Regions from separate parts of the Homo sapiens genome. Here regions 1, 3 and 4 are each linked to region 2. The links are chromatin loops, found by intact Hi-C in ENCODE. Cell type or tissue: HCT116. All regions are shown on one strand.

Region 1 (8,000 bases), 100 kb before region 2:
AGCTAATTTTTGTATTACTAGTAGAGATGGAGTTTCACCATGATGGCCAGGAGGGTCTCGATCTCCTGACCTTGTGATCTGCCCACCCAGGCCTTCCAAAGTGCTAGGATTACAGGCGTGAGCCACCACACCCGGCCCATATTTGCCTTTTCTAAATACACATGCCCATGCCCCATCACAGACCTATCATCTTTTTTTTTTTTTTTTTAGAGTTAGGGTCTGATTCCGTTGCCCAGGCTGGAGTGCGGAGGCATGCTCACGGCTCACTGCAATCTTTAACTCCTGGGTTCAAGCAATCCTCTACCTCTGCCTCCTGAATAGCTGGGATTGTGGGATTGCAGGCATGTGTCACTACTCTTGGTTAACTTTAAAAAAAAATTTTTTTTTGAGAGATGGGTGTCTCTTTATGTTGCCTAGGCTGGTCTCAAACTCCTGTCTTCAAGTGATCCTCTCAGAGCCTCAGCCTCCCAAGTCGCTGGAATTACACATGTGAGCCACCAGACCCAGCTCACAGACCTAAACAATCTTAATTTCCAGGAGGGTAGAAATGGAAAATGGGGGAGGAAAGCCAGAATGTGTAAAAGCACCTCAGATGATCTGGCCAATCTTTCCCTCTTTTTAAAAACCCCGTTGAAAATAACTATCTTAAAAGTATATGCTCTGTTTCAATTACCAAGAGGCAGCTGTAATGAAGATAGTGACAATACCATTAACAATGTGCTAGACACTGATCTAAGGGAATTCATATCAATGAATTCATTTAATTCTCACAACATCCAACAAGGGAGGTATTAATTATTATTATCCCCATTTTATGAGATGGGAATAGGCAAAGTTAAGGTTAAGAATCATTACAAAGCTAGCTTGTGGTAGAGCCAGGGTTCAAAACCTAGGAAGTGTAGCTTCAGTCTATAGGAACAGATGTGAATCACAGCAAGCAAAAAAGGTGAGGCGTATGAGCTCACATCAACATTTTCATGCCCAAAGTTTCTCATTTATCTTGTCCCTTGGAGACCTAAAGAGTGGTTCTATTTTTTAGAGCTCATTCACTGCTGCACTTCTGATCACTGAATTGCCCTTGCCCTTTGAATTATTCAGTGTTTCTGGAGAAATAGTTCTGAAAAAATATGCTGTATTATTTCTCTCTTTCTTTCCTCCTTCAGTTCCTCCCCTGCCATGAAACCAGACTCTGTTGATACACAGAGAACTGTGCAGAAGTCTTCCACTAGAAGAGTGCACAAAAGTGGGCTGAAATTTCATGAGGTCCAGTTCTTCTTGAGTATGTTCCTAACAGGTGCTACTTTCCATTTAGACTTGTCTGTAAAATTAGCCTGTGAATACTGGCTTGCCTCTGCAATCACTTGCCTAGGTGGGGAGGTGCTGAAGGAGACAGGTGTGTATACATTCCTTTCTTTAAAGAAGGCTTGTTTTCAGTTGAAAATGTGGAAATTAAGACTTTCTTGCCTTCAAGAATTATGATGTTGTGGGAGTAAAAAAAAATCCTAAGGGTTAAGGGCCAGTTCTGCCACTTTGTTAAGTGTCTTCAACTAAGTCACTTAACTTTCTGAACCTCAGTCTCCTCACTTGTAAAATGGCACCATAAATTTTTGCCCCACTTATTTCACAAGGTTGTTGTGCTGATCCAAGAAAGAACTCAGATCTTCTGGTTTCATGCCCATGGTGTCCATTTCATCCATCTATCAGTTTTTCATTTCTTTATTCATTCATGCAACATGTATTATATCTCCCAAGGGTTAGCTAAGTGAAAAATGTATGCATGTTGGGAGGTTGGGGGAAGAAAGGGAGAGAAGCACCCCAGATTGGGAAAGGGCACTGAAGGTAGAGAAAATGAGGTGTTTAAGACAGTGGTGTGAGCAAGGACCTACAGCAGCCCATGACTCCACATTCTAATATTTTTCATGGTATTCCAATTCCTCTGTGGCCATTAATTCTTAAAGTTTCAAGTCAAAACCATCTTAACCTCATCCAAGCTGGGTTCCTTAGCTAATACCTTCTTCTACATCTTCTCTCCAGGCCCCCATGGCTCCTTCTATTTAAAGTACAGGTGGTGAGCAGAAGTAGTCAAGGCTTATAAGCCAGGCTGCTCCTCAAATGCAGCCGTAAGAAAAGAAATCTGTGGGGTGTTTTAAATGCATGCCTGATATAAAGATAAACCTCGGGTATCATATATCAGGGGATCCCAACCCTCAGGCCACCTATTGGTACCAGTCCATGGCCTATTAGGAACTGAGCCGCACAGCAGGTGAGCAGCAGGCAAGCAAGCGAAGCTTCATCTGTATTTACAGCCACTCCCCATTGTTTGCATTGCCGCCTGAGCTCTGCCTCCCATCAGATCAGCAGCAGCGTTAGATGCTCATAGGAGTGCAAACCCTATTGTGAACTGCACCTGCCAGGGATCTAGGTTGGACGCTCCTTAGGAGAATATAATGCCTGATGATCTCTCACTGCTTCCCATCACCCCCAGTTGGGACCGTGTAGCTGCAGGAAAACAAGCTCAGGGCTCCCACTGATTCTTCATTATGGTGCGCTGTATATTTCACTATATATTGCAATGTAATAATAATAAGGCACAATAAATCTAATGTGCTTGAATCATCCCAAAAGCGTTCTCCCCACCTCCACCCTGGTCTGTGGAAAAACTGTCTTCCATAAAACCAGTCCCTGGTGCCAAAAAGGTTGGGGACCACTGTCTTACATGATATATAAAGTGCAAGTTCTATGTGTCCCAGAAAAGGATTTTAAAGGTAATTCATGGTGTGTATCATGGCGTCTATCTTGTTACACATTAGTAATACTTTGAATGTGTAAAGTGCTTCTCCCTGTTCTGTTGGATTTATCTTTGAAGTAGCTCATAAAGATAAAGATATGAGTATAGAAAACATTCCTTCACTGGCCCTATTTTATAAATTAAGGAACAAAGACTGGATGCAACATGTGGCAGATTATGCGAAAAATCTAGTAGCTGAGCAAACATAAGAATTCAGGTTCCCTGGATTCCAGGACAGAGTTGACTTCCCCATCTGAAGTGATACATGAGCACAATAGGTTTTCATCGTCATTCAGATTATAATGGTTCCTTTTACTCTGATAATATTGCTGATATTTCTAGAAATAGCTTGTTCATCCATTTATTAATCTCATAAACCCCTGACTGGGGGAAACAGAGTGGAAAGTGGTCAGAAATGGGGCTGGAACAGTAATCAGGAAGCCGGAACCTCCATTGCCTCAAGAGCTAAGTTCAGTGTCAGGCCTTTGTCTCGAGGGCAACGGGGAACTCTGTAAAGGTATTTAAGTTGGGGAATGTAGTGATCAGCAGCATTTGGCAGCAATCACCCTGGGCTGGAGTGGGCCTGACAGGAATGGGCAAATCTTGGGGCAGGAAATCCAGTCAGAAGATTATGACGATAAAGCAGGTGAGAGATGTTGGTGTCCCAAGGGCAAAGGGGGATCCCATCAAGACATGAGAACCGCCACGTCGTTCTTTCCCCAATCCCACTGTTTCTAGATTTTTCCTTCTAGGAGGCCTGCAAATGTGTTTCCGGGAGGAAAATCCGTCCCTGCTATTTCTCCAGCCTTCCCTTGTTACCGGTCCGGCCCTGCCCCTTTAACATTCAGGAATGAGAGTGGAAGCAGAAGGCCCAGGTCCCCGGAGGTCCCGACGCCCGGATTCCACAGCCTGTGAGGGTCCCTTGAGCAGAGCGGGACGAGGCCACTGGCACTACGTCGTGACTTCACCAACAGCCTGCAGTACTCGTTAACGAGATTTCGCCAGGCCCCTTGGACTAACGCCAGGATTCTCGGTGCCCGCAGTCAGCGCTCTGGGATTAGACAACGCCCCACAGGCCGCGGCTCTCTGCTGACCCTCAGCAGCGATGAGACCGGCGCGCACAAGCCAGCAGCCACTAGCTCTCCCACAAGGCCGAGCGCGGCCAAAGGGCAGCCCCGCCCGCTCCGCCTCCCCCAGCTCTATTGGCTAGTGCACCTGCCACTCAGCCGCGCGCCGGACTCCGGCTTCGGGCCTGGAGGAGGGATCCCAAGCCTCCTCGGCTCGGCTCGGCTCGGCTCGGCTCGGCTCGGCTCGGCTCGGCTCGGCTCGGCTCGGCTCGGCTCGGCTCGGCTCGGCTCGGCTCGGCTCGGCTCGGCTCGGCTCGGCTCGGCTCGGCTCGGCTCGGCTCGGCTCGGCTCGGCTCGGCTCGGCTCGGCTCGGCTCGGCTCGGCTCGCTTGTCCTTGAGGTTTACTGTGTTTGGCATCGCAGTTCCGACGGCAGCCGCCGTTTCGCGACCCACGGCGGACTTGCATAAACACTTTCTAGTTGGAATCTCACCCTGTGAGGTGGGCAAGGTAGTGATATTCCTGTTTGACGCCGACAGAAATAAGAGAGATTGACTCTCAGAACCATGTGGCGGGATTTTAAAGGAGGATCTTAACAGTGGCTCGGACAGACCCGTGTTTTCTGCTCCTAGCATTAACTACGTCGTTAAACCCTTCTGAATTTATTTCGTCTGTGAAATGGGGAAAAGATAGCCACCTTGCATAACTGGTGAAGAATTCGTAAACTGACAGCAGAATCTAGTAAGAGGACTGGCCCGTGGTCGGCTCTTAATGGTGTGTATGGGGCTATGAACATTCCCAGGTCTTCTGACCTCTAGTCTGGGACTCTTTCTGCTAAACTAGGGATTCTTAGAGGTCCAGAGACTTCGGGAGATCCAGGGGCATCTTCAAGGGGGTCCCTGAGTTCTAAACTGCAGAGGAACACTCTTAAGAGAGATAATAAATATTTCCACCACATCTGTTATGGATAATATATATTTTGTCATCTATTTGCCAGAGACTGTTGTAAGTGCTTGTATACATTAAGTCACTTAATCTTTACAGTGAACACTAAGGTACATCCTATTATAATTCCCATTTTACAGAGACGTTAAATACCTATCTAGCTAAAAAATGTGGGAGCTGTTTTACATTCACGCAATCTAGCTGATAAAGCCACACACCTTAATGTTTGTACTATATATTATTGTGCAAGAGGTGTATTTGATAATGATTCTTGTGTCACCATTTACAAGATGCTTCTGGCTTTTATTAAACTCTCAAAGGGCAGGAAAAGAAAAAAAAATACAGAGGAACCTAAACCCTAAATCAGAGACAGACTACATGCAGATATACAAATGGATGATAAGAAACCAAAGTTGTGGGTACCATGTTTGCAATTCCGTTTTAGCTGAGTGCTTTGGACTATCACGTCCCTCAGTGGCTCCCTGGAGGAAGAATGATTGAATGACAGGATAGGAATGGAATGTAGCCATCATCTTATCTGACCACACAGACACCTCCCAGCAGATGAATGCATCACCTCCTCATGATAATTTTGAAGACTTTCTGAGAAAGTGATAATATTAGCCTATTACCTCACAACCACAAGGAACACTACAGTGACTACAAACCCTATGTGCCTCATTCAACAGGTGTCACAGAATAAAGAAAAAGACTGGGAGAGAGATGGGAGCTGATAGACCAGAGGAGACCAAAGACTGAAACTGAAGACTAAACCATGGAAATTGGGAACAAGCACTTACTCGCTTAGAGGGTGAAAAAAGTGAATTTGCCTACAGGGCCAATTTGGAAGCACCTCTCCCTGGAAGCCAGGTTAGAATTCCTACTAAGGTGTCCTTGGCCTCTTCAGTGGTGGTGGCCTTGAACTACACAGCACACTTGCACACTCAGCTTCTGAATGTCCAGAGCAGTCCTGAGTCTTGCCTGAGAAAAATACTCAGGTTCTTGGGCTTCATCTCTCCCTTCTGCCTTCTTTTCCTCCACCTTTCCAGGTCAGCCTGGGGAATATGAGATGTGAGGAGAGGGGTGAGTGGAGGCTGAGTTTTGACCAATGTTATATGACATTTGAACCTGACCTATGGCAAAAGGAAGATCCTTTGGGAGGCAGGCCTATGTTCTCATCCCTTTTTCTGCCCCTTTGGATCAATTAGCTCTCAATCATTTTCTCTGGGACTGGTAAAGAACAGAGAGGGGCACTGGACAACATCAGCCAAGTAAAAGTAGTGCGGGGGTTGGGTCCCAAGTGATCTGTCAACATCCTGAAATGATATTTTGAGTGACCAGAGAAAATGCAGTCTCCATGAAGGAGGGAAGTCTAGGGTGATTCCTGTAGAGAAATATTGGTTGTGAGATTTAAGGGGTGAACGTGAGATAGACAGGAAATGAGGCAAGAGGCTGAGAGTCAGTGGCACCACTTGCTTTGGAAATGGAGCAAAGTCTCCAGCAAAGGCTGTGAAGCTCACAAAAGCTTGGTCCTGGGGTGAGGTGTGGGGAGGGTTGGCCATATAGGACAAGAGCAGGGCTGCAGACTTAAAGGCCCAAGGACAAGCAATGTGACTCCCTTTCCAGCAAGATTGGGACCTCACCAAACTACCATTTCCCAAGCCCCTCCATCCAACAACTGGATATTCTCTCTATGGCATGAATAATAGCTATTGTGCCACATGGTATGCAAAGACAATTATTATAGATTTGCTTTGTACTGGGCTTTTGCTAATTGGCTATAAGTGCTAACCTTTCATAAGTGACTCTAAAAAGGATGATTTCTGCACAGCTCTCTAAGCATTTGTGGACCCAGTCAGGAAAGCTGAAAGAAGCAGCAGGCTTAGCAGACCATTCTGAATAGCTTTGGAGACATAAGCCAGGGAGACCCAGAATGAGATAAGGAAACCAGTCTTCTCATTTGGAACCTAGAACATTTGAATATGGACACTTTGATGTTCACCTTGGCACCATTAGTATTGAGCAGATTTGTTAAGTATTAGTTTGAACTGTATGATGTGCTGATGTTCAGCTGTTTTTGATGCACAAAACATAGCAATTTCCTATGGCTGAATCTAATAAAATCCTGAGGTAATAAGATATTCTAAGAGATGTTAACTTAGTTGACTGGGGGAGAATGAGGAACTTTGGGGGCCTAGGTCTCTAGGAGTGAGTGTTCCCAATTATAAACAATTCATTAAAAAGAGGCTTGCAGGATCTCCAGTTAAAAATTCTAGTTTCATTTATTTATTCATTCATTGTAACAATATCAGAAATCATTGAGCATCTCCCATGTGTCAGTCACTGTGCTAGAAAGACAGAATAAAATGATGGTCACTGCCCTGAAGGAACACACAGAATAGTGGGAAAGGAGTGAGGATGGTGCAGTGGACAAGGCTATAGGGAGGGCCCTGGGGAAACAGAAGAGGAACAGAGAGAATGATTCTGGGGAAGGAAAGGAGGAAGAGAAGGAGAGGTGTGGTCTTAGCCAGAGAAGGTTTTGATGTGGGAAAGACAAGTAATAATTAACCAAATAGGAAAGGCAGGAAGGAAAGTTCCAGACAAAACCAGGCAGAGATAACCATATGATTTAAAGAAACAAGTTATATTTAGAGTGAATATAGGTATATTAAGTCTACAGAAAGGCATTTATCAAAGGGCTTTAGGCGTCTCCAAGTCAGGAACCATGTCGTATTTACATTCATATAGCCAGTGTTGTGTCCAGGACCATACCTAGCACATGGTAGGTGCTTGGTAGATGTCAAAATAAACTGGCCTGGGGAAAAAAGCCTGAAATTGAAATATACCACAAATTTAAAAGAAACTTTTTCTTTCCTGCTCCCATTAGTCTGAATTGATGAGGTTTCAATGTATTACTTGAAATGTTATGGATGAAAACATTCATTTGCAACCTATCTCTAGAAAGAGATGTGGTTATGTAACCTTTTAATCTGTGTGTCTAAGTAGATGTCAAAAGTATGTGTTGCCTTGAGGACTTTTCTAAGTCTGTTCAATGTTGCTATAATAGAATACCTAAGCCTAGGTAATTTATAAAGAAAAGAGGTTTATTTAGCTCACAGCTGTGCAGTCTGGGAAGTATGAGAAGGATGGTGCCAACATCTGCTCAGCATCTGGTGAGAACCACGTGCTGGGTTAAAAAACA
Region 2 (8,000 bases):
ACCCTGCAATTCACCAACTGGATCCTGTATATAAGAACCTTTGTGATTTCTCACCTTGCTAATTTCCTGCCCTCTCTTTCTGCAGGTTCTTCCCCAAACCATCATGGACCAGTTGGACTCTGAGAAGAAAAGTTTCTGATCTTTAGTTCATTCTTCCAACTCTCTAGAAAGCAGGAAAACTGAGAATGAAAAATTCTAAATTACTCAGGACTCATGGGTTGCCAATAGAAGAAATACATCTTAAACTAGCTTAAGCCTGAAAGGGAAATGTATTTGTTCATGTAACTGAACCATAACGAAGGATGGTGGACTGAGGGACCTGAAAACACCCTCAGGACTCCCTCCCTCTCCTTTGTGCTCCTGTCTGATGCCGTCTTCCCAGACCTGCTCACTCTCCATAAGGTGGGGATGTGGCCATCAGCAACGTGTACTTCCCCGAAGCTTGTGACCTGAGTAGATAGGCATCTCCCAACCCACAAGGATTGAAAAGTTCCTCTAGGAATTATGTGGATTGGCCCATTCACTATGACATGTTCCCCCTAAGCAGCTAAAGGAACTGGGTCTGTTACCAGAAGAGGTGGGAGAGGGGTGCTAGGCAGATTGAACAACAGCCACTACAACATCTGAGGAGGAGACCTCCGTGAAGGCCACCAAGTCTGCTAGCAGATATTTCCTCCCTCGGATCTCTCTCCCTGTCCTCACAGTCTCATAAGTGAGGATTAAATACTACATGTGGCCTAGGAGATCTTAGACCCTCCACACGAAGATATAGTAACAATCAACATCCTAGTGTTCTGGCAGAGAAAAAATCAGAAAGAATCGTTTGCCTGATTTTTCCATCAATACCAATAATTAATTAGAGATGAAATTTGTGATGGACTCAGAGAATTAGAGAAGATCTAAGGGAATCTAGATGATTTCCTACCCCTAACCAGAGCCTCACAAAAAAGGGTGAAGATCTATGGCCGTCTTGCGTTTGGTGTGAGGCTGGACAAGGAAGTTCCTAAGGTCCTTTAGACTCTGTGAGATCATGAGTCCGTAAAACCCTTCCAACTTGAAATTAGTTGATTCCTTCCTTAAATTTTCTGGGACATTCCCCCACTCCCTCCACTCTTATTAGCTGATTTTACTGACCAATAGGCCTTGAAGTTGGGCGTTCCATCTAGATGTCTCACATCAACTCACCTTTTGCAAATTAAGCCCATACCCTTAAAGAGGGGAATTCTCAAGCCATTAGAAACTAGAGAGTCAGCTGGGCATGGTGGCTCACGCCTGTAATCCCAGAACTTTGGGAGGCCAAGGTGGGTGGATCACTTGAGGTCAGGAGTTCGAGTCCAGCCTGACCAACATGGCGAAACCCCGTCTCTACTAAAAATACAAAAATTAGCCAGGGGTGATGGCATGCACCTGTAATCCCAGCTACTCAGGAGGCTGAGGCAGGAGAATTGCTTGAACCTGGGAGGCGGAGGTTGCAGTGAGCCAAGTTTGCACCACAGCACTCCAGCCTGGGCAACAGAGTGAGACTCAGTTTCAAAAAACAAAAGAACAAACAAACAAAAACTAGAGGGTCTCCTCTTAGTTCTTAAACCCTCTTAGTCAACATTTGTGAGCCTCTTTTCTGTATGTTTTGGCATCTTTATTCCTTTCCTTCGTGTCTTGACCAAATTCACCAGATCATGACTCAGAACAAAATCCTGAGGTTGAATATAGAGGTCTAGAACATCTTCAAATTAACTGTTTCTCCTCATAGAGAATTAAAGAAATTGAGAAAGCAAGAGAGAGTGTGTGGAGTTTTTGTCCTCATTTTCCTCTTTCCTGTAGTAGGTAGAATAATGGCTGCCCAGAGATACTCACATCCTAATCCCTGGAACCCATGAATATGTAATGTTGTATGGCCAAAGGGGAATTGAGATTGCTATTACAATGACTTAAAATGGGAGATTATCCTGGATTATCCAGATGGGCCCAATGTAATCACAAGGGTCTTTAAAAATAGAAGGAGGAGGCAGAAGATTAGGTCAGTCCATGAGACAATGTGAGAAAAGCTCAGCCTGACATTGCTGGCCTGGGAGATGGAAGAAGGAGCCACAAGGGGTACCAGCAGCCTGTAGAAAGTAGAGAAGGTAGAAACACAGATTCTTCCCTGGGGCCCCCAGAAAGGAACACAGCACTGTCAACACTTTGAATTCAGCCTGGTAAGACCCATGTTAGACTTCTGACCTACAGACTGCAAGATAATAAATCTGTCTTGTGTAAGCCACTAAATCTATGGTTATCTGTCACAAGCACAATAGGAAATTAATACACTTTCTATTTGTTTTACGTGTGTCCTGAAATGTTAGGTTCCTTAGGATTCCAACTGCTGAACTATATGGAGACAGGATAGTTTAGTTAAAAGAAAAATCTTAGACAAATTAAATTTAACAGAGTTTACTTGAGCAAAGAATAATTCATGACTTGGTAGCCCCAGAACCAGAATAGGTTCAGAGGGACTCTGTTGCTGCCACGGTGACAAAGAAGATTTATGGACAGAAAAAGGAAAGTGATGCACAGAAAACAGAATTGAGGTACAGAAACAGCCAGATTGATCACAGCTCAGTGTTTACCTTATTGAACACCATTTAAACAGTTGGACGGCCTTGACTGGCCAAAACTTGATGATTGGCACAACAGCAAGTTACAGTCTGTTCACACATCCATTAGGTTACAGCTCACTATGTATGAAGAAACCTTTAGGATGAACTTAAAATATATAAGGAGGGAGCTTTAGGCTAAACTTAACAGTGGACAAGATTTGACTCTGCTACTACGTCACCTTGTGGTTTTGGGTAAATCAGTTTCTCTGGTTCTCAGTTTCCATATCTGCAAAACAAGGTCGTTTTATTAAATGATCCCCAAAGCCTCTCCCCCTTTAAGTTTAGACATTCAGTATACTCTCCGTCTTCTTAATGGTGTCAAATGCTCTGGAAGCCCCAGCAAACACCTGAGCTGCCCCTGTCATCATCCACAGCAGAGCACGGACAGGGAAAGAATGTCCACAGGTTCCAGCTCTCTCAGGACTTGTCCACGGCGAGTGAGGCCACAGGAGGTCAGGGCAGGCACAGCAGCTGCCAGTTCTCTCCACTCAGGAAGAACATACCCAGTGCTAAGGAAGAAACACTGTGGGGACAGAGGTGCTAGAGAATTCTAAAACCCAAGCGGCCATGGAAATCCTCCTAAAGGCAAGGAGACTTGTGTTAGCTTCACAGGAGAGATGGGCTCCGAATAAGGATAGTCTATCCAGAAGTTGGGGTGACAAGAAAGACACCAGGTGGGTTATCATGGTGAATGGGCTAGGCTGGAAGAAAAGGTTTTGTGTGGGCAAAAGGTCAGAAAGATCTGTTAAAAGCAGATGATGAGGCCTTAAAAGGTTCCAGGACAAGGACAGGAAGGCTGAGTGAATGCCTTGATGAGGCCCTACTACACTTTGTGCCATGTTGTATGCCCGGGAGTAAGCAGCAGGCACATAATCGGTGCTCAAGACAATAGGTGCTCAGTATTTGTTGGATGAATAAATAAATAGGCATCAACATATTTTTAGCAGGACATTGCCATTATCCAAGATGAATTTAAGGAAGATAAGTGGGACCTCCATAGGCAGAGTGGACTGAAGGAGGCAGAGATGGAACATCTGTATACTAGTCAAGAGGCTGCTAAACTGATTCAGACATAAGGGTCAAGCTGGGATGTTGGGCAGTGCAAACTGAAGGGAAGAAACATATGTGTCGTGAAGACTTTCCCTAAACCATTCCATCTGGGAGGATGTCATTTCCATTCATGCAAATCTCCAAGGAAGGAGACCCACCACCTCATGAATAAGAATAATGCAATAACCCAGACAGGCCAGCACACTGGAGCAAAATCCTCGGGCAGCCATGGAAGCAAGAATCCAACCCACACCATATTTTCAGTAGAAATGACCACTAATTTATGCACAGTTTTTCTGCCTATAATCAAAGCTAATTCTTAGTTCACTCTTGCCTCCTCTAGACTCAACAACTCAAATTCTCCTAACTGCTTTCAGAGATCCATTCACTGAGTCTTCTCATTATTTCCGTTTTTCTTCCCTGATCCCGCTCCAAGTCCCCTCTGCCTTATGTCATTTAGCTGAATCGGAAGACCAGGTTTGCTCCAGTCACACTCATCTGACAGGCCTGCTCTTTTCCTCTAAGTAGCTGGCAGGAGCATAGCTCTGTTCCAGGAGGGGGACCTGTCCTCATGGGAACATGGCAGTTATGGTCCAAGTCCAGCTGGCCAAGAACTCAGACTGTCCTCTCCTGAAGGTTCCCCCACAGAAATCAATAAGAGCCCACCTCCAGACAGTGGCTGGCCTCAGATCTCAGAGGAACTCACCATCCTCTTCCTCTCCATCATCCTCTCTAAGCTTCCCTGTCTTTGCCTCAGCCAAAGTCCAACCCATCAGGGACAGAAGAGTAATTGATGAAGGCCTTAAGGGATATCAAAGCGCTATTGAGCAAAACCACAACTCAACAGCCGTGCAGGTGCTTCCTGCGGCAGGGAGGGAAAGAAGTGTCTTTAGAAAGCCCTAAATAACTCTAGGCAGGGATGTCAGCTTGACAAATGACTGGTGAGAAATAGCCCTGTTGTTCTCTGGTGTGTGATTCATCCAAGGCTGTGCTGGGGTGGGGGGACAAGGCCCAGCCGTGAGTCCCACCGTTGGTCACTTGGGGCCGCTCTTCAGCTTGGCTCCAAGATGGATAAGAAGGCACTTTTGTTGGTGCTCTTGGCCTCTGTCACTTTGACCTTGTTTTCCAGTGGTTTTATTTAGCGGATTTGTGCTGATTTGGTTTGAGCCGCATTCAGAGGAGGATAGCAACTGTGGGGAGACTCTTTCTAAGCATCCGAAGGCCTCTCTCCCTTTGATGTTAGCTCCCAGTGCTTCTTGCCATCATAACATCAAAGACCAGGGGCTGCTCAGGGCAGAGGCCCATTTCATCTCCCTGTTCCCAGCTCCTCAAAGAGCTGGCTTATTGAAATGCTTGTCACGTGTTGAATGGATAAGTGAAAATATCCCGAGACCAAGGGATATGACATGACAGCTAGTTTCTAGACTTAGCGCTGGGACCTTGACAAGGTGCACAGAGTCTCTGGGCCTCTGTATCCCCATCTGTAAAATAAGAAGGCAAGCTCTTGGGTCCCCTCAAACTCAGACCATGAGGTTCAGAGAGGCCTGCAGAGGCTGATTGGGGCCTACACCCAACTCGCAAGGAGGGGAACAAAGGTAAGGAGAACATGAGGGATCAGCAGTTGTTTTGAATGCCCAGCAGCAGGAGTAAACACCAGCACGTTGAACACTTGCGTGAAAGGTCTATGATGTTTTCAGTTAGGAGGTCGGCCTGGAGGCCCCCTGAAGTAACACTAGATGAATGTATTGTGAACAGCCAGTGGGCTGGTGTGGGCCACATGAGACACAAACAGCACCACTAGCCTCCCTGAGTTTACTGGGTCCTCTTCACCAAGGTGTCCCAGCCACCAGCTGGACATTAAGTCTTTGGTTTATGGTGTGTTTTTTGTTGTTGTTGTTGTTGTTTTCCATGAAACAGCACAGCAAATCCATCGTTAGAGGCCGGCCATCCCACCAGCAGGGATGATTTTGTGAGTGAGTCATGCTGAGGAGGCGCTGTGTGAGGTGGGGCTGCGGTTTATAATGAAGTCCTGCCTGGGACTGTACTGAGGAGACAGCCCAGTGTGTCCCAGCACAGAGCCCATTTCTCAAAGCGGTCATCGTCTGATTCATTTTCTCATGCTGGGGGATGTGCTCTGGGTTTTAATGCCTTTAGTTTCCATCAATGGTAGCTTTGTTAGTGTTAACTGAAAGGAAGACAAATTTGTTTGAAATCAAGGTCTTGTGGATGCCTCAGTGTGTACCCTTCTCTGTGCAGAAAATGGCTGTAATCTTGAGATTGAAGAGTTGAATGAAGTTGTCTTCTTTATGGAAAGGCATTTCAGCAACTGTAATTAATGGTCACAAAAGTCATCAAAAGTTTTAACAATCCCAACAATCCCAGTTTCCCCTTTGCGAATCATTTTAGGTTTTTATATAAAGATCGCTGATGCCCCTATTAAGGCTCTTACTGCTGTAAAAGTCAGGTAGGTGAGACTCCAGCTTGGCCTTCATTTGTCCTTTTGTTTACGTAAAGCATCCAGTTACTCTTACACCTTGACATGGCTTAAGCAGGTCTGACGGGAAACAGCCTTGTTTCAGCTGATAATCTCCATGGAATGGACAGACTTCCCACTGCAGAATTGAGGCAGATAAAAGGAAAAAGAAGTGCTCTCACAGCAAGACAGCAATACCTTCATATACCTGCACACACACACACACACACACACACACACACACACACACACACGCCATTTGGGTGCAGAGTAAATACCTATTTGACATATCTTTTCTGAAATACAGATTTTGAAACCACACAAACCTGGTTTTGATCCCTCTCTACCACTTGTTAGCATGTGAGCCTGGATAAGTTGATTAACCTTTCTGACCTTTGGTTTACTTGTTTATAAAATGAGGAAAATTAAAGTACCAAACCACAGTATTGTTGAAACATCAAAGGAAATAATATACATAAAGCATTTAGCACAGTGCCTGGAATATTCCAAGTTGTCCAATAAATGATTGATAATCATAACAATAACAATAATAGAATTTTCCTCTTTCCTGACAGAGAGACCTCTCAGCTCCTTGGCGCTCTATAGGAAGTCAGGGTTGATTCTGTTTGTGGTTTACCATTTAGGATTCACTATGAGGCAGAAGTACAATGTAAGTTACAAGCTATTATTATTACAAATAAGAATTCCTGGAGCAGAGACAATATGCAGTGGTCTGAGTTTGAAGGGACCTGCGATTTTACTTTCTCATCTCAAAAACAAGGATATGGAGGCCCAGAAACCCTGAGTGCTGACCAAGTTTCCAGCTACTTATTCTTAGAGTTAAGACCAGAAACTAGTTATCATGAGTCTTGGTCTTGGGATGTTTTCACTTATCCATTCTACATTTGGCAAGCCTTTAAGTAAGCCAGTTATTTCAGAAGTTGGGCATAAGAAAAGGTGCCCATGGACCGGGTGCGGTGGCTCACGCCTGTAATCCCAGCACTTTGGGAGGCCAAGGCAGCAGATCACTTAAAGTCGGGAGTTTGAGACCAGCCTGGCCAACATGGTGAAACCCCATCTCTACTAAACACACAAAAATTAGCTAGATGTGGTAGTGGGCACGTGTAATTCTAGCTACTTGGGAGGCTGAGGCAGGAGAATCGCTTGAACCCAGGAGACAGAGGTTGTGGTGAGCCGAGATCGTGCCACGGCACTCCATCCAGGCAACAGAGGGAGACTCCGCCTCAAAAAAAAAAAAAAGAAAGAAAGAAAGAAAAGAAAAGGAGCCCATGGTCTTTGCTGCTATGATGGCAAGAAGTGCTGGGAGCTAACATCAAAGGGGGAGAGGTGTTTGGATGCTTAGAGAGCCAGCCTCCGCACGTTTCTCATCCTCCATTGAATGCAGCTCATACCTAAGCAGCACAAATCCAAGAGAAGCAAAGCAGCCTGCAGTGTGGACAGAAGGACTGAACCAAAAAGTCCACACTGAGAGCTCAGCTTCCGGCTTTCTTCCTTGCTGAGACCCTCCCCTGCCCCAAATGAAATACAGTTTTTGCCCCATTAGGCAAAACGTCTTAATTAGCAAGGGACCGATCGTTTCATAATCTTTAAAAAGAACCCACAGTTCTCAAACACCCCCTCACATGGATGCACGTGAGGTATAAGACAGCAACCCAATGTCTGTTACTATGGAACTCAATGGTGTAAAATTAACTCACTAAAGCACACACCCACTGCAAAAAAAAAAAAAAAAAAACAACAAAAAACAGCCTTTGCCAGCTAGGTGCTTCAGAAGGTGATATAGTTTAGATGTGTGTCTCCCTCCAAGTTTCATACTGAAA
Region 3 (8,000 bases), 72 kb after region 2:
GAGGACAGGGACTAATGCCCAGGAAAAGCCTGGCACCAATCATTTCAAAAGGGTCTTAACCATGACCTGTTCAGCATTTCCAGAGTTAATTAGTCCCATCACGACGAACATCACCCAGTCCCAAATGGGCACCCTGGTTGCCTGTGGTAAGTGACTTATTTATTTGCCTCTCTCTGGCCAGCAAGTAGCTTTGTTCAAGAAAAAAAAAAAAAAAAAAAAAAAACCTGACCACATACAGATCCTCAATCTAGAAAAGAAATCAGAATTCACTGTTTTTTCTGAATCACTTAATTTCCCTTAAGTTGAATAGATGACATGTTTGGCCTTCAGACGGTGTGGATTATGAAAAGTCAAGCACTCTAACACTTGGCAGCAGAGGCTTCATGGAATACCTACTCCCCACCTCTGCCAATAACATTTTTAAGGAGATTCGGTTTGATTAAACTATACAAGGTAAATAATGAATCCAGCCTGCCCAGGATATATCAGGTTGCATAGTGTGATGAAACACATACCATCCTGAATGTTCTTCCAAAAGAACATGTACAGAAAATGCTGTCCTTCTGCCAGAATACAGGCTCCTTGCCAACCCCCACCACTCTCCACCTTGAGACCAAACACTCAGCAAGCTGAAGCTTGCAGGCCACGGTGACTGGCTCCATGCTGCCTTGGGAAGCCCTACATGACCTCTACATGGTCCTTCTTCAGTATGTGAAGTACAGAGGCAACACCAGGACATTTTGAAGGGCAAAAGAAGGTTCAATGGGGCAATTTCCAAGGCATCTTGCTCCACTGCTGGTAAGCAATTAGCAGGCTTTCTACAGGGACTTCTCAAAAGAGGATCCAGAAGGCAGGCTCAGCATTGCAGCCTGGCTGCAGGCCACAGTGTGGCAGACGCATGTATTCATGGGCATGTCAAATACATCACTTCAATACGAAATTCATAGGCCCAACATTCATCTGCGAGATTGAACACTGGGTAGCTCAAAAGCTAGTCTTCTGAAAGCATCCTACAAAACACCCGAAGTTGCCGTTCCAGAATTGCTATAATTTCACGACTGTGCAAGCTGTACTAGTAGTACACAGGCAAAGGGATAGAAAAAAGATTATATTAATGCTCAAGGGGGAAAAGCAAGATTATAAAGGACTTAGCAGAGCTATGTTCTGATAATAAACCAAGAGCATTTAGGACCCAACCTAGAAAAAAATGGATTTACAGCCGAAGTCTTTCCTGTTTGGGGCTACAGCATCATTCTGTCATTCTAACCACATTTATCCTGAACCTCCCCCCACCACCCGCTGCCCATGTGCTGGCCACCGTGCTGGGATCAACAAAACTGAATGAGACACAGGACCTGATACTGGGGAGCTGACCATCTAGCAGGTGACGTATGGATGGATGAAGCATCTTAGGACATCTAAAGAAAGAGATCACTCCTCCATACTGGTAAGTCCACAGACAGCTTTACGGAGACATTTGAGTAAAGTCCTAAAAAGGGGCAGGGATGCAGCCATGTGCAATGGGAAGAAAATAATTCATCAGCTGTGACCATGAATGTAGATAGAGATGTTTGGGCCTCATCCAGATCCCCTCTCTGCCCTGTGGGGCTCCCATCTCCTGGCTGCTGAGAATTTGGTTGTTCTCTACCCACAGCTGCTCCCCTTTTCTGGAGGTTTGCCCTTGGCTGACCAGAGCACCTCAGCGGGGAGGTTAACCGCACTCTGCCTCTGAGGATGGCCAACAGCCAGTGATGGCACAAAGGGCCAGCCCCCTGGCCTCAAGACAGGCACAATTCTGAAGTGGGCTCATGAAGAGACTACCCAATCCCCCCAGTGGACAGAGCTGAGGTTAATCTCCACCTGAGACCTGATCTTCGCTGAGTTCCTTCCCCTCTTCTATCTTGCTCCTCTCACTCCCTAGTCGATATTTCCTGAGAACACCTCTTCAGTAAAGCACACACATCCAAATCCTATCCAAGGCTTTGCTTCTAGGAGCCCATCCTAGAAGGCAGTAGGCCCCTGGCTTTCCCTCATTCAGCTGCACAGTTGCACTAACAAGGAATTCCTGAGGTGGCCTTCTAGCACCTCTGTAAGCCCCCTATCCTACTCCACCCTTACCCCTCTGCTTCACCCGAAACTGACCCCTCACTCTTTCCCCACCTCATGTCTTATTTTTGTTAGAAAAGCTTACTCCCCACTTACCCATTTCTTTCAAGATCTAACTCTAGTTTTGCTTATTCCAAGGTTTCCCATGCTAGACTCTACCCATGCCCCTTACGTGTGTATTTTTTAACCACTTAAGAGATGTGCCAAAGCATGTATCAATTTTTATTTTTCAGACAATTGAATCAGAACTTAGTCATCCAAATAGATGTTGCCACTTTGAAAATATTCATCTTGGGGGATTAATCACTTCCTTCAATGCAACCACTGCCCATCATAATTTAGGGATTCCTCTTTGTGGTTTGCCCTCAGTGTATGCATCACCCACTGTTGAACACGGTAGCCTACAGCAATGTCTCAGAGGTTTTAGAACATCATTCAGAACCATGACTGGTGATTGCAGGTTACTAAGAGCACATACATAGATATTTTGTAGTTCCACAATTTACACATCTCCAGCTGTCCCTTGTTGAGTGAAACCCTTTCTCTCATTATGCTGCTCTAAATCCAACCAATTCCAGTGATGGCAAATGGTTGCTCTGTGAAAGTGACTTTTCTTTCCTCTTTGAGACATTTGGATCCATGCCTGATGAGTAATGTAGGTACTGATTCATTCATTCAACAAATATTTATTGAACACTTTCCACATGGCAAGCCCTGTGCTACAAGTGAGGCTGTAAAATCAAATAAAACATGGTTTTTACTCACATGAGGTTTAGAGTCTATCTGAGGAAAATAACAAGTCAATTGACAATGTAGTATAGTTCAGTAAATGCTATAGAGAGATACACATGGGTCTACGGAAGAGAGAGGAGTAAAGGGAGGCTGGAGGAGCAGGGAAGCTTCTGGAGGCTATGTTTTAAAGGGTGATTCAGAGTTTTCTAGATAAAGAAGTTTGGTGGGGTCAATGAGTAGAGGGACTGCTGGTAGGAAGGCATAGATAGAATTCTGAAGCAGAGAAATATTTGAGACACTTCCCGTGAAGGGTGGATTTGGCAGAATGAGCATAGACAAGAGAGGTGGTCAGGCTACTGAGAGGCCAAGAAGGGTTTATCTCCAGAGGCACAGGAAAGCCACTGAGGGATCAGACTGGGGTAAAAACCAACCAACAAACCAAACCCATGTAGCGTGACTAACAACTAATGAGTCATTTTAATGTGTGTGCTCAGTACTTCTGCACATGTGCCATCCTGATGAATCCTTCAACAACTCTATGAGAGACACATGACTATCCTCACTTTCCAGAGGAGGAAACAGAGACTGGGAAAGTTTACTAACTTGCTTAAGATCACACAGGTAGTAAATAGCAGAGTTGGGATTCAAATCCTCGACTCCAAAGCTCAGGATGAGCCTCTAAAAGAAGTCCAGCAAAGGATACGAACAAATACGTCATGTTAAAGGAAAAACTTCAACCGCATTAAATTTAAAGGAGTTTAATTGAGCAATGAATGATTCATGAATCTGGTAGCCCCCAGAATCACAACCAATTCAGAGAGACTCCAGGGGTGCCTCGTAGTCAGAACACAAATTTATAGACCAAAAAAAGGGAAGTGACATACAGAAATCAAAGGTGACATACAGAAACAGTTGGATTGGTTACAACTCTGCATTTGCCTTACTTGAACACAGTTTGAACACTCAGCAGTGTATGAGTGGTTGAAGTATGGCTGCTAGGATTGGCCAAGACTCAGCTATTGTTACAGGTGCATACTCCTAAGTTAGGTTTTCAATCTTGTCTACCTATTAAATTGGTTGCAGTCTGTCCACAAGGACTCAAATATGGAATATATTCTCAGTCTATATTTAGTTTGCTTTAACAATCATTTAAAAGAGAACTTTAAATTCTACATAAATTTACAATGTTCAACTTAGGCACAAGTCAAAGCATTGGAAAGTAAAGCAATAATACTGAATCATTATATACCCATTTAACTAACAGAAAACCTTAGTCATTATGTGCAATGCTGTCTACTTTGCATCACTCGACTGGTATTAATATATTGATGGTCATATTGTAAATGGTCATACATCTTTTGGAAAACAATATAATAATATATACCAAAAGTCAACCCTCTTTTAAAATGTCCATCCTCTTTTACCCACCTCTAGGAATGTATCCCTAGAAAATATTTCAAAAGGAGACAAAAAGTTTATCATTGTAACATTATCTTGAGTAGTGCTAAACTGAAAACAATTTAAATGTAGAGTGGTAGTACAATGGTTTGGTAAATGATCATACAACAAATCAATGGAATATTGTGTAGCCATTTAATATGATCTTTATGGGGATTATGTAACACCATGGGAAAATATTTATAAGAAGTAAACTGTCACGTGAAAAGATAGAATACAGTACACTATTGATATTCACAAGGTGTATAGCCTAATATCTCTGCAAATTCCCAAATAAGTGGAAACCATTGTAGCATACAATTTTCCCTTTAAAATGCAATAGCTAAAAATGTTAAGTAACCCCTCAAGACTCTTAAGGAGTCTATAAACTCAGGATTTGCTTATAAAGCTATAAAAATAAATTCTGCCAATAAAATAAATTCTAGAATGCATTATATTACATCATTAGGCTACTTAACTAAATTTACCTAAATCTGCAAAGAAACAACGTCTTTATCACGTCATGAGAGTTCTTTGCAAGCTTCATATGAAAGCACAAAAGCTGTGTTGAAATGCTGGTCCCACCAATGGTGGGCTGGGCTTGTTTACTGACTGTGTGATTCTTACTTTCTTGCACACCAGCTTTTTGTGTGTGTGTGTTTTGAGACGGAGGCTCGCACGTTCGCTCAGGCTGGAGTGCAATGGTGCGATCTCAGTTAACTGCAACCTCCGCCTCCCGGGTTCAAGCGATTTTCCTGCCTCAGCCTCCCAAGTAGCTGTGATTACAGGTGCCCACCACCATGCCCAGCTAATTTTTTGTATTTTCACTATGTTGGCCAGGCTGGTCTTGAACTCCTGACCTCGTGATCTGCCCCCCTCAGCCTCCCAAAGTGTTGGGATTACAAGTGTGAGCCACCACACCCAGCCCATCAGCTTTAAAATCTAGCCATTTCCAAATCAAAGCCCTCAACATTACAAACCACTGTGATCTTTGAAGTCCTAGGCAAATAATTGAAATTGAGAATGTCAAGTTCAAGAATGCTTCCAATCTACTTCTATTCAGAAGTACATATGCGTTATGATTACAACAATTTGAAAATTTAGACATACAGCCATAGCTGTCCAGAAACATAAAAAACAAAGACAATTGTACTTGGGTGAAAGAAATCTAGGTAGTAGTTTTCTTTTAAAACATTTCTAAGTATTATGTATTTTTTTCACAATAAAATGCACACAAACAATTTATTACCCTGTTGTCATATTCTTGTAGGTTGAACCCCGTTGCCTTTAATCCATTGATATTTTATAGTTTGTAATGTATTTGCAGGGCTTTGGGGTTGCAACAAACGGGTAAAGCCTGGAGAATTAAGCAAGAACTGGCTATAGAAGTAACCACATTATACTTCCTATCCGTATCCCTTGACATTCAACCAGGGATGCCAAAATCAGTGGTGTCTTTGTACCCACATACACTGGTAAGATGCACTAGTACTTTGTTTTCAATGTGGGACCAAGGCTCATTCACTCAAATGACAAAACATGCCTATGATTTCTGTGACCTCACTGATTGATTCGACAGGAACTACAAGTTACATTCAGTGGTTTGATCCATGTGACACTAGGAGGTAGGAAAGAAGGGAGAGGCAGAAAGGACAGAAGGAGGGAAGGAATCATGTATTCATGCTAACATGCACTGCAAACCAGTTTTCTTTTTCTTGTTTTTCACAGATCCTAAAGTTGACCTCCAGATAACATTCTGTCACATGCATGTGCACCAGAGATGGGGAGAACACACAGAATGGGTAAGAGTAGCTCAGCCCACACATTAGTATGCAAAATAGTCAGAGGCAGTGTCTGATACTGTTCCAGGGGAGACTCAGTCATACAGGAACACTTAACTGAGAAAATGAATTATATTATTCAGCTTGGGCTGCCATTACAAAATACCATTGACTGGGTGGCTTAAACAACAGAAATGTATTTTCTCACAATTCAGGAGGCTACAAGTCCAAGATCAAGGTGCTAGCATGGTCAGGTCCTGGTGAGGGCTCCCTTCTTGGCTTGCAGACTGCTGCCTTCTCACTGTGTCCTCACATGGGGAAAAGAGAGAGAGCAAGCTCTCTGGTGTCTCTTCCTCTAAGCACACACATCCAACCGGATCAGGGTGCCACCCCTAGAACTTCATTTAACCTTAATTAATTTCTTAGAGGCCCTGTGTCCAAATATAGCCACACTGGGAATTAAAGCTTCAACATGAATTTGGCAGGGACACAAACGTTCAGTCCATAACATGTATGCTTTCTGTTTTTACAGGAAGAACCACAACTGTTTAGGTGCATGAATTCTACAATTTGTAAAAACTCATTGTTTTTCACCTAGTATATGTAAGAATTGAATAATAACACAGAGAAATAAATTCTAGCATTAAAGAATAAACCAGAAATCTCCTTAAAGGAACACAAGTAACAAAGCCTGGCAGGGGTGGGAAACAGCAGAAATTACCACATTTTGCTTGGATCTTGAAAATTGTGAATTCTCAGTGAAGTCCAATTTTCACTTTTTAATAATGGAGCTCTATAACATCTTAAAACTCTGGGTTTATGTATTTTTATTATCAACTCTATAAATTCAATAAAGAAGTGGAGTAAAGGTTCAGGACAAGAAGAAGGAGAAAAGAACAGTTAAAAATTTGGGAAATACTAGCACTTCATTCTTTACCAAGTTGTCACTCTATCACTGCAAGCGTGAGGATTGGTGAAAAGTATTAAGCAGACTAAGATTGCACCCCAGAGAGCCCAGGCTTATACAACCAGCACACTTCCCCCACTAACTGACATACTCAACTAATAACTACTGAATGTTGCCCATTGGCCAGCCGCATCCAACCCTTATCCCACTGCATCCTCAAATCTGCCACCTTACAGATGAAGAAATGGAAATGTAAACAAGTTAGGTGACTAAGAACAGAGTGTAATGAGCATCGTGGTTGACTCCCTGCCATTCATGCACATCATGCTAATATAAAGTAATCAGGCTACATGATCCCCAGCCAAGAATGAGTTCAAGAATATTCCTGGGACATATTTCTGCTGGAAGTCTCCCAGGGAAAGTTTCCCTTTCCTGAGAGCGGGCTCCCCAGTCAGAGATCTCTCTCTTCTGGTCTAGCAACAATGTGAATGCATTCTGCTCCCGAGGAGAATAACACCGAGGATGGCAAACAGGCAAGGGGGAAAGATGGCAAGCGTCCTTGATGACACCACTTAGCTGCCAACCCCACCAACCCACAGCTAGCCCAACTTCTGGACTTCGTGTTATGAGATAATAAATTTCCTAAGCATCTGTGCTGGGATGAGTCAGGTTCTCTTTCATTTTCATCAAAAGCATCTTGGCTGATACAAAAAGCCAGGATCCAAACCCAGGTCTGTGTGATTACCAAGAACCTACTCATTCCAAGAGTTTTCTAGTCTGTCTCTGGTATGCATAAAGTCCCGAAGGGTTTCCAAGTCAACAGCTGCAGTGGTCCTGGAGTCAGACAGACTTGGACTAAATCCCAGATCTGCCACTAATTAGCTGGGTGATTGTGGGCAAATTACCTCTCCTTTTTATGCCTGTTACCTCATCTGAAAAATGGGGATAATCATTGCACCTGCCACAAAGAGCTGTTTGAAGACCAAAGGAAATTTCCACACAGTCGGTGCTCAGTGATCATTAGTTTTCATGAGCAG
Region 4 (8,000 bases), 330 kb before region 2:
TTATTTCAGTTCCGTAAATTGTATTATTCCTTTTTAGGAAACACAAATATAATTGGACTTATCTACAGAATACCAGGACTCCCTAGGAAGTCTCTACATAAATATGGTCTCAATATTCATTTAAATGACCCAAATTCCATCCATTGTCTGCGTGTATTTCCACTCTAGTAAACCTTTAGTAGCTTTCAGATAAAGGGAAATCCAAGATTATTATGCCAAAAGTGTAATTCTCTTAGACTTCATGCCAGAGTTCTTAGCATCCAAGGCAGTCAAGATTACCATATCCAAGGTATATACTACCAATATGACTTAGTATTGTTGATCATATGACTGAGGCAGTGTTTGCCAAATTTTTCCACTGTCTAGTCTCTGCTATGACATCCCTCTTCCTTCCTTACTAGAAGTTGAGTATCTCTGATTCATCTTATTGGAAATTCACTGACATTAGTTTTATTAATATTAATAAGAAGTTAGTATCTATAGTGTTGGTAAGCACACATAATATTTTTCTCCCATTGCCAAAAGCCTCTGGTAATATTTATCAGAATACTTTGAAAATGTGTATTAAAGTCTAGTCTAGAATTTTGAATGAGTGGTGTAATTCAGTTTGGGATTACATAGGATCTATGGCCTTCACTGAATGCAAGCAAAGCTTTAACACTAGCATCATAGTCAAAACCTCTTTGTCCTCTTCGTTCGCAAATGCTTTGTGCATCACACAGATATATCCACTGGGTGGCAGTATGTACTCAAGAATATTTACTGTTTCTAGTTGCCTCAATCTAACGGAATTTAAAGATGTCAAACTTTTTTTATCTGGAAAATAGCCATTGTAGTGAATCTTAAGAAACAGTATTGTCTGAATGCAAGCTCCTCCCTAGAGATGATTATGGAGATTATAATAATGTTAATATTATATACTTCCTACCATTTACTCTCAATCATATTCTTTCTTCTGCCAACAATACTCTTAGCATGAGAACTGGTAAATACCTATTATCCTACCTCTTATTTCTGTAACCTATCTCTTAGTTCTAAGGAACTTGCCTGGTGATAGACTTTTCCCTTTCTCCATTTTGTTTCTTAAATATCATACCCTCTCCACAGTGAAATCAAGAGATAGACCTTTAAGCTTCTGTATAGTACCATATGTACCCCTTTAGTTCTGCACTACCTCCTAGACAAATAGAGCAGATTCTAGATATTCACATAGTCTTGCAAAGTCATATGGTTCTCTTTCACTTAAATTAATTCTGTCTGAAATGCAGAATGGCACCAATTAACTTGCTCTACGTAAGATTGTCTTCAATGAAGAGAGGGAAAACCTTCCAAGAAATTAAATTGTGTAATCAGGTAGGACTACAACTATGAGAAGAAATCACAAAAATAAACATATTTTAAAAACTGAAAATAAAATACTAACTTAGTTGTGTTAGATGGTGAAATTATGAAAGCTTTTGTTTCCTTTTTCTGCATTTGTGTAGTTTTTCCTATATTTTCTTTAATGAACTATACTTTTTTCAAATAAAAAATATATAACTGCTCTTAAGCCATCTTTTATCTTCCTCCTGCCTCAAAGGAAAGATTCTTGCTTTTAAAATATCCTATCTAGTTTTCTGCTATCTAATTTTCCAAAAGATATTTAGTAATAGTTTGACGTTTCCTTGCATCTCCGAACATGGCACTAGTTTCTGATGAGTGTGATGGGAGATTTGACCCATTTTTTAAAATAAACTTTTTACAGAGAGTTGCACAGATAGTGCAGAGTTCCCATACACCCAACACTCAGTTTCATTTATTAGAAACATCTTACATTAGTTTGGTACATTTGTTGTGATTAATGACCCAATATTGATACATTATTATTAACTAAATTCCATACTTTATTCAGATTTCCTTTGTTTTCACCTAGTGTTCTTTTTCTGTTCTAGGATCCCATCCAGGATAATTTATTACAATTTATTTGTCATATCTCCTTAGATTCTTCTTGGCTATCACAGTTTCTCAGACTTTATTTTTCATGACCTTGGCAGCTTTGAGGAGCACTGGCCAGGTATTTTGTATTAACAGAATGTCCTTCAATTGGGATTTGTCTGATGTTTCTCTCATGATTAGGGTGAAGATATGGATTTGGGGGAGGAAGACCACAGAGGTAACGTGCTATTCTCATTACCTCACATGGAGGGTATGTGCTACCAACCTGACTTAGCATTTGTTGATAGTCTGACTGAGGCAGTGTTTGCCAGGTTTTTCTATCACAAGGTTACTCTTTCATTGGCCTTCCCATACTACACTCTATAGCAGTGTGTGCAGAGCCCACACTTAAAGAGTGGAGGGTTGTGTTTCACACTGTGACGGTGGAGTATCTACATCAATTATTACAAATTCTTCTATACCTGAGATTTGTCTACTCTCTCCCATTATTCAATCATTTATTTAAGTTAGTATGAACTCATGGATATTTATTATATACTTTAGATTATAATCTAATATTATTTTATTTGTTTTTCTTAAATTGGCCATTGGTGCTTTTTCAGTTGGGTTCCTGTGTCCCTTTGACGTACTCCCACTATTGTGGGGTGTGATTTTAGCACGCTGCTACTTGCTGGCACTACTAGTACTTCCGAATCATCTTATATAGCCCCTCCCTGGTCCCTAAATTGGATAATGCTTTTTAACTCTCATCATAAAGATCAGTATTGAAAAGGACACACTGAGTGTCTATTGCATAAAGACCTTGTATTAGGAATACGACTTTTTAAAAAGCCTCCTTTTGGATAGATCTTTTGCTTTAGCTGAGAAAATTAGACAAATACATACAATAGCATAATCCCATTTATTAAACATAATATTAGCCTAAAAAGAAAAAAATCCACATAGCAGTGTGTACTCACCCTTCAAACCCCACCTGTGAGTATGGCCTGGATACTCATAGGAAGGGGTCAAATGTGCTGTGTAGGAGGGGATTCGGAGGCTGGACAAAATAGGAGGAATGTCATCTAGAAAGCTATCATTAGAAACATCTGGCTAAAGAGAAACAATGATGACATAATCAGAAGAGAACTTAGAACCAGCAAGTTTCCTCCAGCTGTGAGTTCAAATTCAACTGCCAGAAGTGTACATATCACTCCTGACAGACCCTCTGATGTTGTGACTCTTCAAGGACTTTTGAACTCAGCTAATAATTTTTCAAATAAAAATCCCAATATACATATATAACAAAAAAGATATGTAAAAATTTCTTACAGTTATATTTGAGTTTTTGTTGAGTTTGTGCTATATATAACATATTGTTATATATATATAATTTATATATAAAAAACTCAAATACTATAACTGTAAGAAATTTTTACATATCATTTTTTTTAGATAAATAAACTAAAACCCCAATATAAAGTCAGGAATGGTAGAGCTGGGAGAGAGGTCTGTGACCTCCTGGGAATCACTCGACAGTTAGTGTGAAACTAGATGCCAACTGTCTTGACCTTTGGATCAGAGCTTTTTTCATCACAGAGCTTTGCTTCATTGAATAATTTATTTACACATTCCACTCATCCATTTATTCTACAAAAAAAATTTAATAGCTCCTTCATGCCTGACACAGTGCTCAAGTTTGTAAGTACAAATTTTGAGAGTTTGCACTATTGTAAAGAATTGAATAACAAAATTAGATAAACTGCCACCAGGTGGCATAAATCCTCATACTGGCAAGGACGTTTGTAGGTAATTTGTAGTAACTATTCAGTTTTTCCTCTTAGACTTTTTTTTTCTTTTTCAAATTCAGATGGTGAGAACTGGTCTGAATGTACAATTCAGTCTTACTGTTTTCCATCAAGGTGTCACCAATCTTCCAGTCTCCCAGGCAGAAGTTTTTGAGGTATGTTTTGGTTTCATCTTCTACTTATTGAGTCACAGCTTATTCAGATTGGCTACTTTCCTCATCTTTAGCTCCTTTATAAAAACCTTCAATTTAGCAGTGTCAGGGAAAAAAAAAACTACCTTGGGTTGTTCTTAGCCTACTGCAAGTTCACTGCTGCCTCTGCTCCTGCTGTTCCATTTCCCTGAAATTCCTTCTTCTAAACTCTTTCATCATTGACTCACCAATGTTCAACAAATATTTGAGTGGTTGTTATGGTGATGCTGATATATGAAATGCCAAACTATATACTTTCCTCACATGCCAGCATCTGCTATGTCCCTCCCTGCCCTTCTGACAGTAGAGAAGTTCTAGTAGGTTAAATGCGTATACGATCAAATAATTGCTATATTAGGGGCATTTACCAGCCATCGTGGTGACCAAAGTATCAGCTTTGCAGAGGTGATCAAGAAATAAATTGGTCCTTGGTTTAGATATAGAGGTAAGTCAACTAGTTTAAATGGATACAGGGTCAAATATTGTCCTACACAGTGAGATAAAATGCATTGGCACTTCAAGTCTGACAATTTTAGACTCTGAAATTTTAGATGGGAAGAAGGTATGATGCATATAGGCAAGTGGCCAAAGTTGATTTTAAAAAGAAAGGCTGAAACCAGATTAAAAGGGCCCTTGAAGGACATGCAAAGAAGTTAGGACTTTATCTTTTAGGCATTAGAACCATTACAAGATACAGAAAGGGGATGATGTGAACAGATTTGCATTTTAGATCCTCTCTGGCTGGATGTGGCATGGATTGGAGAGAGGTGAGACCAGATATGTGCAACCAGCTGGGAAATAACCCTAGAGTCTGGGTGGGTGGGGATGTTAAGGCCTGAACCAAGTAAAATCTGTGCTGAAGGAGAGGCAGGGATGGATCTGAGACAGTCAACAGAATTTGGTGAGGAATCAAATATGGGAATAAGGAGAAAGTACTTTGTGACTGCCAGGTTCCTGGCTTAGGTCACTGAGTGAGGAGTGATGCCTTTAACTAGGCATAAAAGGATACAGGAGGCTGAGCAGCTTTTAGGGGGTGGTGGTGGTAGTGGTGGTGGTGGTGAATGTTTTGAGTTTACTTTGAGATGACTGTATGATTATTTGCACTAATCAATTTCATACATTAATATGTAGGTTAGAATGAAAGGTCTCAGTAAAGAAAACTTTCTTACTACCATTCATTCATCAATCGATTTGTCAGCCAAAAGTGCCTCCTTTATGTCTTATAAGGAGTTAGGTGCAATGGGTATTATGAACCTTACATCCCAAATTTTCCAAAGTGGTTTTATTTTTCTACAGTTTTTATTTTTGACAAATGCCATTCATTCAATATTTACTTAATATGACTAAATTTTTATGTCTTGTAAGACTTTTCTTACAAGTTAATAAATCACTAAAATGTTTACAGTATGAATTCTGCAAGTAAGGTATTTGTAGCCTAATCCAGAAGAACTCCATACTCACTAGAGAACCATTTAGTGGTAAACTGCAATGTTGTAAGGTTTCCGGGGCATCCAGAAAGTGGCTCTCATTTTGGGTAGGAGGAATTAGGAAGGGCTGCACCAAGAAGCTAGAACTGCAGCAAGGATCTGAAGATAGAACAATAGCTGCAAAGTCAGACAGTGGGTGAAGAAAGCAGCATCAGGAAAAACATCTGGTTCGAATGACTTTGGTGCGTTCAAGGGAGATTGAAGACCTTGGCCTCTCTTGATTAGCCTTTTGGCTCAGTCACAGAGGGTGACTAAATTCATCTGAGGGGGGTTGTATAATTCCTATTACTACTTTCTTTTTTTTTTTTTTTTTTGAGACGGAGTCTCGCTGTCGCCCAGGTTGGAGTGCAGTGGCGCGATCTCGGCTCACTGCAGGCTCCGCCCCTCGGGGTTCACGCCATTCTCCTGCCTCAGCCGCCCTAGTAGCTGGGACTACAGGCACCCGCCACCTTGCCCGGCTAATTTTTTGTATTTTTTTTTAGTAGAGACGGGGTTTCACCGTGTTAGCCAGGATGGTCTCGATCTCCTGACCTTGTGATCCGCCCGCCTCGGCCTCCCACTACTTTCTTATATGTATCTTCAATTTGGGATCAACTTTGTGATGATTTGTCTAAGGTATAATGAAAATTTTTACTTCTGTGGTTTCCAGATTCTGTTTTTTCATTCCCTTCCTGGCATTTTTCAATTTGCATCTCATTTTGATTTTCAGCTTTTCTGACCTTAGTCATAAAAGCTTTTGATAAATTTTAGTATTACATAATCACCCTTGTTTCTCCTTTTAGTAACATCCCCATTTGCCTGTGAGGTCCACATGTAGCCTTTTGAGGTAATACAATTGAAACTTTTATTACAATTAACTGTGAATAATAAGATAAAATATATCCTCAAGAGCTGTAAATGAAATAAACACTTGGTACTGAAAATCTATAATGTAATAAGGATATATAATAGTGCCTCCTGCACATTCGATAAATGTAGTAGACATTCAAGAAACATTTTCAATGGATGAATTTTACACAATAACCTAAAGAAGACTGCATCTTCTTTGTTAAAAAAGTTTGTTCTGCCAAAGCAAGAAATACAGCAGGAGGCTCAGGGCATAATCTGCCAGGCCCGGTGCTTCTGCAAATGATTTCCTCTGGTTTTGTCCTCAGTCAAGGCAAGCTCTGGCTTCCTGGTGCTCTGAGGTGAGATGAGGGTCAGGGACCTGGTGTGTCAACTCCCTTCTCTCCAAGCGGCCCTAGTTCAGGGATCTGTATGAAATGCATCAAAACATCAGTCCAAGTGGCTGACATCCACTTCAGCTATTTGTTTGCAAATAGGAGTTCTAAATGCTTTGAAAACAGTTTGTTCTTTAAAGTTGGTAAGCATTCCTTTTATAATTTGTCTACACTCTTTTTGAACAAGCTACTAATATTACTGATAAAATAAAATGAAAATTCAACTAGCCTTACTTTGATGGTTGGTCATAAGTTCAAAATAATCAAAGTCCAAATTAATGAGATTTTATTATCTATGTATACAAGTTTACCTATATAGGCTTACATGTATGTGAATTAAGAATCATAGCAATTTAGCACTGGAAGGAAACATAAAAAAGAATTCTTTCTAAACCCTACATTTTGCAAATGAAGAGATATGTAACTAGTAAATTGTTCTTTTTCTTGCACCCAAGAGACTAGTTCTATATTTAAACACAATCCATAAATAGCCTCCTTTACAGATATAATTTGCTGTGATTTCACGGCTCTGCTGAGCACATTACATGTTACGTAATGCTTTTACTTCTATTAGCTGTGTCTTAGCATCTCCTATAAATCTGCAGCCTCTTTGAAGGTAGAGATTATATTTATTTTTGCATTCCCCAGAGAACCTGCCCCAGCCCTATCCCCACAGCTGATTCTGGATTGAGCATCCAGCATCTGCAGGTGGCCATGAGCCTATGCGGAAATCAAGGAACCAGGCTCTGGGTTCCTGTGGGTCGCCTGTGGGCTAGGCAAATTTTCTTCTGCTTCAGAACATCTGATAGTTTCTCTGGATTGCCTTGTTTGTATTTGGAGTCCTGTTGTCTCTATTCTTCACCTGATAGTTATGAAGCTGTGCCCCTATGCTGAGGCCCACCCATCCCATTGTTTTCCCCATCCCAACCTCAACTGTCTTAAACTAGACTGGATTTGCCATTCCCTTATTTGGGCACAAATTAGAATTGCTGCCACTTCTCCACCCTCTCACCATTGTGCCCTTCACCTCCGCGTGCTGTGTGGTAAATAACCCAGGCAGCCTGCAGTGATCCCACTCTTAGAGCTAAAGCTATTGCTTGCTTTGCACTGTTACATAACATAAATGAGTGCTCAATGATTTGAAAGAATAAATTTGGACATTAATGATTCACTTAACAAATACTTATTGAATACCTAATATATACCATACCACCATCACCTTATTCTCTGTGCTGGGATATAGCAGAGAATAAAACCAAGTCCCCGCCCTCATGGGATTACATTCTAGTCAGGGAGGTACACAATAAGCAAATAAACAAATAGACATATAATATAAAGTCACTGCTAAAAAGTAAGTGCTGTCACAAAATGTAAGGGAAG

The links. Hi-C counts contacts between places; a loop is a spot of excess contacts. Peaks named below come from ENCODE experiments on the same cell type or tissue, not always from the same donor. Only the 100,000 strongest peaks of a DNase experiment are listed, where the experiment ranks them.
Region 1: a loop joins it to region 2, with 3 times the contacts of the local background. A loop is called at or near these places in 18 of 110 quality-filtered maps.
Region 3: a loop joins it to region 2, with 7 times the contacts of the local background. A loop is called at or near these places in 27 of 110 quality-filtered maps.
Region 4: a loop joins it to region 2, with 15 times the contacts of the local background. A loop is called at or near these places in 14 of 110 quality-filtered maps.

The regions. Positions count from the first base shown.
Region 1 is chr13:44,138,070-44,146,069 of GRCh38, forward strand. The region is part of intron 1 of LINC00390 (long intergenic non-protein coding RNA 390); the gene reads right to left. It overlaps SMIM2-AS1 (SMIM2 antisense RNA 1), which reads left to right. Exons shown (of 5, transcript NR_104065.1): 2 at 5,488-5,668. It overlaps SMIM2 (small integral membrane protein 2), which reads right to left. Exons shown (of 3, transcript NR_197392.1): 3 at 5,081-5,853. Among named protein-coding and RNA genes, the nearest start is that of LINC00390, 5.7 kb to the right of the region's middle. RefSeq lists enhancers at 3,037-3,996, 3,663-3,872 and silencers at 4,023-4,172, 5,610-5,804. In HCT116, no CTCF peak of the experiment used is centred here; DNase peaks (open chromatin) are centred at 3,922, 4,280 and 5,282; H3K4me3 peaks cover 2,448 bases; H3K27ac peaks cover 1,536 bases.
Region 2 is chr13:44,238,743-44,246,742 of GRCh38, forward strand. No RefSeq gene overlaps it. Among named protein-coding and RNA genes, the nearest start is that of MIR8079, 47 kb to the left of the region's middle. In HCT116, a CTCF peak has its summit at 4,719; DNase peaks (open chromatin) are centred at 4,639 and 5,709; H3K4me3 peaks cover 498 bases; H3K27ac peaks cover 2,782 bases.
Region 3 is chr13:44,310,645-44,318,644 of GRCh38, forward strand. LOC107984552 (a long non-coding RNA gene) reads left to right here and starts at 598. Exons shown (of 3, transcript XR_001749973.2): 1 at 598-1,447; 2 at 6,004-6,077; 3 at 6,589-7,624. RefSeq lists an enhancer at 1,324-2,523. In HCT116, no CTCF peak of the experiment used is centred here; DNase peaks (open chromatin) are centred at 2,074, 2,447, 2,757 and 3,307; H3K4me3 peaks cover 1,345 bases; H3K27ac peaks cover 2,958 bases.
Region 4 is chr13:43,904,900-43,912,899 of GRCh38, forward strand. No RefSeq gene overlaps it. Among named protein-coding and RNA genes, the nearest start is that of LACC1, 29 kb to the left of the region's middle. In HCT116, CTCF peaks have their summits at 725 (motif pointing right) and 3,690 (motif pointing right); DNase peaks (open chromatin) are centred at 752, 3,692 and 4,101.